Regions from separate parts of the Homo sapiens genome. Here region 1 is linked to region 2. Evidence: read pairs that join two places in POLR2A ChIA-PET (ENCODE). Cell type or tissue: HepG2. All regions are shown on one strand. Each heading gives the region's core, and the rest is flanking DNA. Links, peaks and the distances in the headings are about the cores only.

What was found. Peaks named below come from ENCODE experiments on the same cell type or tissue, not always from the same donor. Only the 100,000 strongest peaks of a DNase experiment are listed, where the experiment ranks them.
Region 1: POLR2A ChIA-PET joins it to region 2 with 5 read pairs; 5 of 35 experiments call an interaction of 5 or more read pairs at or near these places.

The regions. Positions count from the first base shown.
Region 1 is chr16:50,553,551-50,558,925 of GRCh38, reverse strand. All of the region lies in intron 3 of NKD1 (NKD inhibitor of Wnt signaling pathway 1), which reads right to left. Among named protein-coding and RNA genes, the nearest start is that of NKD1, 7.8 kb to the right of the region's middle. In HepG2, for the core only: a CTCF peak has its summit at 898 (motif pointing left); a DNase peak (open chromatin) is centred at 2,402; H3K4me3 peaks cover 682 bases.
Region 2 is chr16:50,466,177-50,471,551 of GRCh38, reverse strand. No RefSeq gene overlaps it. Among named protein-coding and RNA genes, the nearest start is that of LINC02178, 74 kb to the right of the region's middle. RefSeq lists silencers at 2,950-3,009, 3,220-3,299, 3,380-3,609. In HepG2, for the core only: no CTCF peak of the experiment used is centred there; a DNase peak (open chromatin) is centred at 3,271.

The sequences.
Region 1 (5,375 bases), core at 227-5,226, 87 kb before region 2:
GTTTGTTTGTTTGTTTGAGACAGAGTTTCACTCTTGTCACCCAGGCTGGAGTGCAATGGCACGATCTTGGCTCACTGCAACCTCCATCTCCCGGGTTCAAGGAATTCTCCTGCTTCAGCCTCCCAAGTAGCTGGGATTACAGGTGCCTGCCACCATGCCCGGCTATTTTTTTTTTCTTTCTTTTCTTTCTTTTTTTTTTTTTTTTTGTATTTTTAGCAGAGACGGGGTTTCGTCATGTTGGCCAGGCTGGTCTCAAACTCCTGACCTCAGGTGATCCACCAACCTCGGCCTCCACCAACCTCGGCCTCCCATCCCAGCCCACATCTTTACTTACCCTTCCTGTGCCTCCCACATTGCTCTCCCACCAGACTGAAATACACTGTGCACAGCTTCCTGGCAATGAGCCTTTGCTTGGCCTGCACTCTCTGCCTTGGATGCAGCCTGCATCCAGCTCTCCCTGGCTGGGCTAGTGACTCTAATTTGCTGGGCCTGCCTCCTCATCTATGCGATAGCGGAATAATACCTAAGGCAGTTGTGAGGATTCTACAAGAGAATGCATGGAAAGTATTAGGCACAATGTTGAGTCCATATGATACTCACTCGTGTGTCCTTTTATCACTAACATACTGCTTCTCTACCACCACCACCATCAGAATCTTAAAGGTCTAAATCAGCAAACACAAGCCAGTGTACTAACAGGCCAAATCCAGTCGTCTGAGTCACCCAAAGAAGGTGTTTTCTAAAAATTTTAATTGGTTAACAATAATTTTTTAAATTGGAAAAGTTTCACATAAAAATTCAGACAGCTGGATTTTCTTAATGATCAGCCCGTGTGGCAACACCAGGGCCATATTCCCACATGGCAGTGATTGGCTGGGGTTGAGTGGCACTGCCCCCTTGAGGCAGGGTGTGTGTTCCCCGGGGGCACCCCGGTTCCCACCCCTCTCAGATGTCTCCCACTGAGCCTGTGGCATTCATTCATATGACCTCTCTGGCCCCTGTAGGTCCTTAAGTTTCTAACCCCTGATCTCAGTCTTACCATTCTTCAAATCCCTACTCACATGCCCACTTCCTTCAAAAAAACCCTCCCCAACCTCCACAGCCCTGTGCTTCCCTTATGGTTTTATAACTTTAACAGTTAACTTGCACTGAGTACTTCATGCAAAGATCCAAAGTAAAATATTAGCCTATCAAATGCGGTCACATTTAAAAGAATAATCTATCATGACAAAGAATTTCGGAGGGCCAAGAAGGTTGCACTAGGAAATCCAGCAATGTAAATCAAGCATACAAATCACACACCACATTAGCAAAGAATGATGCATTCCATCTGCATCCCAACAGCATGTGACAAAATTCAATAATTATTCCTGATTTTACAAAGCTCAGAAAGCCAGGAGTTGAAGGAAGCTTTCTTAAACAAAAAGTATCATACTTGGTAGTTATTAAACAGAGTATGAGATTCTAACCAATGCAATGAGATTCTAACCAATGCAATAAGAGAAGAAAAATCGATGAAAGGCCATGGGGAGAGCTTAGTTCCACTCTCACAGAGGCAAGAACTATGTCCTAGTCCTCACAATTTCCACAACACCCTAAGCACAGCACGTGGGATAGATAAAGCAGTCAAATATTTGTGGAATGAAAAACACCCCAGATGAGTTCTGATCCCTGGTACATGTTCTCAAAACATCCAGTACTTTTTGGAGGCACATATCACAACTTAAATTGCACAACTTGTTTATGAAAATATTTCTGTTTTCCTACAAGATGGTAAGTTCCATGAAATCAAGGCCTTCACTCTAGGTACCAAGCACAGGTGTCCCTGGCCTAAAGCAGGTACTCAATGCCCACTCCAAGAGACATGAGGGCCTACTGGAGGGTGCAGGGTGGGAGGAGGCTGAAGATCTAAAACTACCTGTTGGGTACTGTGCTTATTACCTGGGGGATGAAATAACCTGCACACGAAACTCCCATGACACACAATTTACCTGTAGAACAAACCTGTACATGTACCTTGAACCTAAAATAAAAGTTAAAAAATATATATAAGGCTGGGCACAGTGGTTCACGCCTGCAATCCCAGCACTTTGGGAGGCCAAGGCAGGAGGATCATTTGAGGCCAGGAGTTTAAGGCCAGCCTGGGCAACACAGTGAGTCCCTGTCTCTAAATTTAAAAAAAAAAAAAAAAAAAAAACCCTACTGCAGATGCATGAATGAATGCACTCAATAGATAGTGCTAAATTATCATGATGTTATTCTACTTCTCAGCTGGAGAATCTGAAGCCCAGGCAGGGAGCCTTTGGCTGAGGCCACACCAATGTGAAGCCCTCTCAGTACCCTGGTGTCCTCTGAAAGGCGTCGGCCACACGCACACGCCACAGCCCATGTGACTTAACAAGTAAGGAAAGCAAAGCCCAGACCCATGCCTCAGAGCCCTCTAAACAAACACATCCAGGACCCACCCCGGCGGGCCAAGCCGCCACCGCTCTGAGGCTGGGGATGACTTCAGTGCGGAGACCTGAGGCTTTCCTCCCAGAGCCCCACGACTGGTGCCCACAAGGCTAAACAGCTCCCTTCTGCCTTCCCAGGAAGCTATCAAAGAATTACTTATGTCTCTGGAAGTGCTTGTTTAGAAAAGGTTCTCCACCCCACCTGGGCTTGGCAGGAGCGCAGCATCACCAGGCTGCCCTTCGGAGCTGCTCAGGCTTGCCTCCAGCCCCTGGAGGAGCTCAGCCATCTTTCACACAGAGAGTCGAAGCCATGAAGCAGCGGGAAGCTTCCCAGGATAAACGGAGCAGGGTGACATCAAAGTCCTCCTTCCAGATTAAACAACTGAGGCCTTCAACTCTCGCTTGCGTTCCTTCCAGGATATTCTGGGCTCCTGCCTCAGTTCTCCCTCCGATGGAATGGCAGATATTTTGTTTGTGAGAGACTGAATTTTTTCCTTCCTCAGGGAGAGGGTGGGGGGGAAGGGACGTGGGGAGGGAGAGGAAGAGAAAGAACGTCTGTGAGAGACAAGAGCGGCAAAAAGAACACGTGTGAGTGGGCAAGAGAGAGGGAAGGCAGGGAGGCAGCCAGAAGTGCCTGGTTTGGAATCCAACAAGTGATGTGAAAAGTCCAAAAGTGTCTAAATCCAAGCATCTTGTGATTCGCAGCCATGGGGCTGCAGGACCCCCCAGCTCACCAGTACCGGGGGGCTGCACATCCTGTCTCGGACAGCCCTGCTCAGCCCACATGGGGGACCCTCCTTCCATAGGCACAGGCGCGCTGCAGTTCTGGGGCATGATTAGCTCTCTCTGGGGTTTGCTGGTCACTCCCTCTTGTTCCCTGGTCCCTGAAGAGCCTCCTTCTTGAGCAGCAACCTCACCCCACAGGTCCTCCGCAGCCCTGACAGCTAAGCTTCCAGCCCTGCAGCTGACCTCCTCCCCCAACACAACAGCAGGGCCACCAACCCCAACAGGCCAGGTTGAGCCCCCAAGGACCTGTCCATGACACAGGGGCAGCACGCTCGCTGACTGCCCGCCCTGCTCCACCCAACATACCTGTCCAGGGGGACAGACAGGTAACTCAGATGTGCCAAGAGCCACCAATGCACGAGGCTTTCCACAGACAGTGCCAGGAACCACTTCCAGTTCCCACAGGCTGCAGAGCCATTTGGAGGCCACATTCCCTTCTTGATTACCCGCTTGATTCCACACAGAAGCCTCCCGGCAATCCCCAACCCCATCCTACCAGGGCAGCTTGAGCCTGGGGCCTCGGTCAGCTCTTCCCCCCACCTCCAACTCCTTCCTCCTCTCTCCTCAGCCTCAGCGGCCCATCCTGCCCCCTCCCTCCCAGAGTGCCTCTGTGTGGTCCTAGGAGTGGGCCTGGGTACTCACTGCTGCTTTGTCCCCTTCATCAGACTGGATGCCACAGGAGGGCAGGAACCACATCTCTCTTATTCTCCACTGTATCCCCAGAGCCTGGCCCAGTTAGGGACTTATTAATTCATAATTAATAACAAGGCCAAGTGTGGTGGCTCACATGTGTAATCCTAGCACTTTGGGAGGCTGATGTGGGAGGATGGTTTGAGGCCAGGAGTTCAATCCAGCCTGGGCAACAAAGCAAGACCCGATCTCTATAAAAAATAAAAATGAATTAGCCGGACACAGTGGCGTGCACCTATAGTCCCAGCTACTCAGGAGGCTGAGGCAGGAGGATCACTGTGAGGCCACAGTGAGCTATGACGCCACTGCACCCCAGCCTGGGTGGCAGAGTGAAACTATGTGTCTAAAAAATAATAATAATAAACAAAGAATTATTGATAATAATTTATACTAATTCATTAAGCTGAGTGCCTAAAAGAAAAAGCCTGGTTCCACCCTTCCACTCCAGACAGAAGGACCTGGGAAAAGATGGAATTTGGAAGCAGGAATTAAAGGAAAGAAGCTGACCAGGGAAGAGGAGCTGGGGAAAAAGGAGGCAGGGAGGGTGACCTAATCTATCTTCATTTCTTTCTTCTTTTTTTGCTGCTGACAGTTCAGCCTTGATGTTTCCTGCCCTCGCGGGGACAGTTTGATCCCAGAGTGTACCTGAGCTTCCTGGTACAAACAACAACACTGTCCATCGATCCATCCATCCCCACCTTCCAACATCCCCACTGGGCGAGCAGAGGAAACATCCCCTGAGTTCTAGGACCTTGCAGGACCCACAGCAGGTGCCTCCTGGATTTGATTTCCCCCAGGTTTCCTACAAAAATGTGAATGAAGAGGGTGCTCTTGGGCTCTAGAGAACAGAAGGCATGCACAGTCTGGCTCAGGGGCATCCAGCCTCCTTCCCCAAGAAGAAAAGTCTCAAAGTGAGGACAAGACACTCCTCGAAGCCTCTACCGGAGACCACATCACAAAGACCCATTAAAGCGCTAAGAAGATGACACCCATGGCCGCCACCCACCCATCCTGAGGGACCTATGGAAAACCAGAAGGTCCCCCCACTCCCCAGCACTCTGCCCAGCCCAAGCTCTCCCAGCCTCTGCCTCCCATCCCCCAGGAGGAAAGACAGTGCCCAGGCTGGGCCAGGCAGCTGGCCCTGGTGCCCATGAGCAGAGGGGACCCTCCCTGGAGAACTCGAAAATGCCAGTGAACAAGGCCCAAACACCTCCATCCTGAGTCCTTCTCCAGCCTTAAAGCAAATCATCTTTTAATCCTGAAACACCAAATATTTAATTTATGCTCTACCTCAAATGTCAAGCCCACCTCCCATCACATAGCTTTGAAACCACGTAAAGAAGCCTAACACTTTCCATATGGCAAAGACATGGGGCCTTTTAATTGTGCCAACTGGTATCATTCAAGGGTAATTCCCTTGGAATCTGGCACTCGGGCAACAGCTGG
Region 2 (5,375 bases), core at 210-5,209:
GTTTTATCACCATTTAAAAAAACACACACAATTTGAAAACATAAAAGAAAAAAAAAATCCCCTTTACAAGAAAAAAAAAAATCCACAAGCTACCTTGGAATAAACTCAACCAGAAAGTCACAGGACCTTGGAGAAAATCCTAAAACTTGACTGAGATGTAAAAGTTGTGGTGAATAAGTGGAGGTATACCATGTCCATGGAGAAAAAGGATCACCATCATAAAGCAGGCAAATCTTTCCAAACTAATCTATAATATGACACAATTTCAGTCAAGACCCCAACAGAATTTTTCATTGAATTCAATAAGCTGATTCTAAAAATTCTATCATACAAGGACTATCATACAAAAAATACAAGTTTTTAAACTTTTGATGAAGTATAACATACACACAGAAAGTGCACAATCATAAATGTGCAGCTCAATAAATCATTACAAAGGGAACATGCCCAGGTAATACATATCCAGATCAATAAATAGAATACTGCCCCGGAAGCCCCCCTTGTAACTTCCCTGCAGTCACTCCCCCGTTTAAAGATAAACACTCCCCTAGCCTCTATCTTAATTGACTAGTTTTGCCTATTTTTAAACTTTCTATATATGGAATCATACAATATGTACTCTTTTGCATCTGGTTTCTTTCACCCAACATCATGATTGTGCAATCCATCCATATTGTTGCCTGAGTTGTCAATCGTCTATTCTGATTTCTGTGTAATATCCCAATATACAACTATCTCCCCATATATTTATCCATTCTACTGCTCACAGGTATTTGGGTAGCTTCCAGCTTGGAGAAGTTACAGATAGAATTCTGGTAGTTGTCTTTTGGTCTACATTTGTGTCTTTTCATTTGTGCACCAAAAGACACAAATGTAGACCAAGAGACAACTACGAGACTTTGTGCACAAATTTTGTTGGGCATATCCCCAAAACTACAAACACATTTTTTAAAAGAACTGAAGATGTTTGTGTAGTGGGTACAAACGGGTCAGTCTTGCTCTACTAGGGATCAAAATAAATTATAAAGCTATAGTAGTTAAAAGGAACACATATTGATACATCCCCAAATACACACACACACACACACACACACACGAGCACAGTCACACATGCACACAGTACTCATGCACGTGCACATACATCCACACATAGGCGTGTACTCCCACCCTCCCAAACTCTACCAGTCAGCACAGACAACTCTCAGGCTGGACTTCCCAGACCAGATAACTGAGTGTCTCGGTCCCTTTCAAGTGGTATCAGAGCACAGGCCTGCAAGTATCCAGGAGACGGCTGATGGAGAAAGGGAAGAAGAGAGAGAGGCCCCCTCCCCCATCCGCCCACTGGCTTTAAAGGGAGAACAAAGTGAGCGGGATCAGAGTGTGCAAGGTGATGGCAGCAACGCTGAAGCCATTTATCACTGCCAGATGTGTGAAGGGTCAGGCTGCGGGGCACGCTGGGAGTGCCAGCAGGGGCGCCTGGACCCCAGACACGGCAAGAAATAACCTATCCAGTCAGCAAGGGACCGCAAAAGGGCTGCCAGGACCCTGTTCTTAACAAAATGACAATGAGCTTTCTTTTTTGTCCGGGCCAGAAGGGGCTGGGGCCAGGGTGGAGGCAGCGACAGCTTAATAAAGGGCCGTCAGTGTCAGTCAAAGCTCTAAAAATACTCTCCCGCTGCCAGCAGGCTCACTCTTGCACCCGCCCGCGGGCTTTCTGCTGCCTGAATGGTCCCTCAGTGACGCACAAGGACAAATGTGTGCCCAGAGAGGCCTGGTGTCAGGTGGCACACATGGTCCAGCTTGTGGCATCTGCCCTCTCCCTCACCCTCACCCCTCCAGGTCCCTCTAACAGGCACACCTGGGGCCAAGAAGGGGGTCAAGAAGGGGGTCAAGAAGGTGCCAGGGTGGTGTGTGCTGGGTGCACACTCCCCACTGTGCTGCTCCATCCACACACAGGAGAGCAAAGACACTAGCCACCTCTCCTTGCAGGTGGCTTCCTACCCCAAAGGCAGCCAGACTTCATAGGAGATCCCAGGTTTGAGGAAGGATACTCATTACTGGCTGTGGAGGCTCCCATTCAGACGGAGGAGGCACCATGGGCTTTAGGTAAGCCCCTGGTCCAGGCCCTAGAACCATCTCTGCTTTTGCTACAGGCCAAGTGTGGAGAAGGAGGTTCAAACCCTGTCCTTAGGGAGATCCCAGCCTGCTGGGGCAAGTGCAGCCACAGCCTTAGAAGCCCTCCTGATCTGATGGAGAAGGCTCAGCTCTTGCCTTGGGGAGTTCCCAGTCTGATGAAGGAGGCACAGCGTCCCAAAGACAGGTTGCCACACAGGGGCAATGAAGGGATTTCAGCCAAAGTGTCCTGACAGCCCTGTGCTCCTCAGACTTTAACTTTGCAACTGAATCACCAGGGATCATTACAAGAGCAGATTTTCGTTCCGCAGCCCTGGGGTGGGGCCTGAGATTCTGCATTTTTGCTTCATGGACACATTGGTTAGTGCAGTAATGAGATCCTGGGTGATGGGGGTGCTGCAGGCGCCTGAGTAGCAGGATGAGACGTGGGGAGGGTGCAGACCTGGTGAGGGTGCAGACCAGAGTTCTCTTGGTTCTTCTGCTGATGGAAACAGCCCTGAGCTGGGGCCCTAAGGAGGGCTCCGTGGAAGAAGCGTAGCAGAATCAGATGCGCAGAGAGAGGACTAGGGAGCCGGCAGGCCCTATTTAAAACTGTGGCTCTGGCATTTATTAGCTGTGTGGCCTTGGGCATGTTTCTTGACCTCTCTGAAGTGAGGACAGCAACGGGTGTGCCCACCTCGCAGGGTGGTGTGACCAGATCCATCACATCCGGCATGCGGCAGGGGCTCAAGACATGCCAGCCACTACGTTTATACTAAACTAACTGCTGTGCCCTCGGATTGGAGAGCCCAAAGGCACCAGAGGGAGATGCCAGCGTCAAGAGACAGAGCCACAACGAAGCGAAAGGCGGGGCTGCAGAGAGGCCCCGGGTGTCAAGAGGCCCTGAGGCCTCGGGCGAGTCCCTGGCCTTTCTGAGCCGGGATCCTCACCTGCAGTATGGGGATCACAGCACCGCCTGCCTCTGTAGCTGTGTGAGAGGTCAGATCGCACGGCGCCTGGCACCCGGTAGGCGCTCCATAAAGCGCTCCACGGGATGGGGGTGGGGTTAACGTGGAAGGCCCCCCGCTGGCCCCGGGCCGGCTGCCTGGGAGGAAGCCAGAGCGCCCTCCCCGCCCCACCCCCACCCGGGCCGCCTTTGAGCCCCGCGCTGCGCTTTGAAGTCCCAGATGGGCCTGCAGGAAAGAGGATCCCGCGCCCAGCCCCCAGCCCGCACCTGGATCAACACGCGCCGCCAGCCCCGCCGCCAGCCTGGGTCCGACGGCCTGGCGGCAGGGACGGCCAGGCGGCCGGAGCCGCCGGGCAGCGGCTCACTTCAAAGCGCCAGCGGCCGCCAGCGGGAGGGGGACCTAATCAGGCCCGGCTGCAGCCGCCTAGGCGCAGAGCCCCGCCCGCCCGGGCTCCCGCCCCCGCCATCTGCTCTGCGTTAGAGCTCGCGCCGCTGGGGGTAGGGGCGGCGGTGGGGGAACGGCCAGTCACCGCCATCCGAGTTGTAAGGCCACAGGCGTCCTCTGCCCCAGCTAATTCCACGCCATCACTGCTTCATCAGTGCACGGTTAGTGGAGTACATCACTGCTTCACGGATGCACTAGTTAGCGCGGTGCATCACTGCTTAATGGATACACTAGTTAGTGTGGTGTATCAATACTTCACCAATGCACTAGTCAGTGCGGTGTATCACTGCTTCACGGATGCACTAGTTAGTATGATACATCACTGCTTCACGGATGCACTAGTTAGTGCTGTGTATCACTGCTTCATGGATGCATGGGTTAGTGTGGTGCATCACTGCTTCACGGAGGCACTAATTAATGTGGTGCATCACTGCTTCATCCATTCACTGGTTAGTGCGGTGCATCACTACTTCATTAATGCATTGGTTAGTGCAGCAAATCTTTATTGAGTGCCTGGTATGTGCTAGGCAAGGGAAATCCATTTTGTTCATTCATTAAACAAACGTTTGTTGAACTCCTGTTTTGTACTAACAGACCCTGGGAGGCACAATTCAGTCATTCCTTCCTTCATTCAATAAACCTTTAAAAAATATAGAGATGGGGTCTTGTTGTGCCACCTAGGTTGGAGTGCAGTGATGCGATATCCGCTCACTGCCATCTCCAACTGCTGGGCTCGAGTGATCCTCCTCCTACCTCAGCCTCCTGAGTAGCTGGGCCTACAGGTGTGCCACCACGCCCAGCTTTTTTATTTTCTGTAGAGACAGGGTTTTGCCATGTTGCCCAGCCTGGTCTCAGACTCCTGACTTAAAGTGAACCTCCTGCCTCAGCCTCCCAAAGTGCTGGGATTACAGGTATGAGCCACTGTTCCAGGCCAATAAACCATTTTAAAAAAAAAGAAAAGAAAAAAACAGCAACATCTTGATTTTAAATAAGTAATTTTTTAGTGTTGACTGCATGCAGTTACTGCCCCCCAGGTTCATCTTCCTCCCTCCCCACTCGCAGTCACACCCAACCCATTCACCAGCTCCTCCTTGCCTACTCCAAGATCCAGCACTTGTTCTTCCTTCCTGGAATGCCCTCCTCTGCCCTGGACAAACTTCCTACTCATCCTTGAAGAGCCCAGGTTAAAAACTTCCTCCTTTGTGAATCCTTCTCTACCTTTTCCAGTCCCCATTCCGCACCCACTGGGTGCTTCTCTCCCACTAAAGGATACACAGCCTTGAATGAGAGGGATTTATTCCTTTTCAGGGCCTGTGTGCCCCCCACAAACTGGCAGCCCCAATCTAGACCCTGTCAGTGGGCAACTGTGTGGTTCTTATAACCTTTCTGTGGCTCTATTTTCTCCTGTGGGATTTGAAAAGGCCTTGCAGGGTTGTGGAAAACAAGGTGGGTTAGACACAAAGCCAGGCCCAGGCAAAATACCTGGTAGAAGGTAGCCATGGTTGCTTGATTGTTTCCACAGCCCTCTGGCTCCAGGAATGAAAGCTGAGTTCATGCTCTCTCCTCCAGGAAGCCCTCCTGATCTGAAACTAGGCTTCCTCTCCCTCTGCTGAGATCCTGCCAGTCTTAGTCAGCCCACTGGCTGCTGGCATCCAGCTGCTCCTGCATGCTTGGGGCTTGCTGAGCCTGTGTCCTGGGCCCGAGGCTCCAAAGGGCAGGGAGCTGGCCCCATGTCTCTCTCTTTTCTCCCCCTGCAATGCCTGGTACATTGAACACCCTGGATCCAGCAGCCAAGGGTCCCTCTCAGGCCCTTGCTCTGCCCAGCGGGGAGCTGGGGCTAGGTAGGCTGCT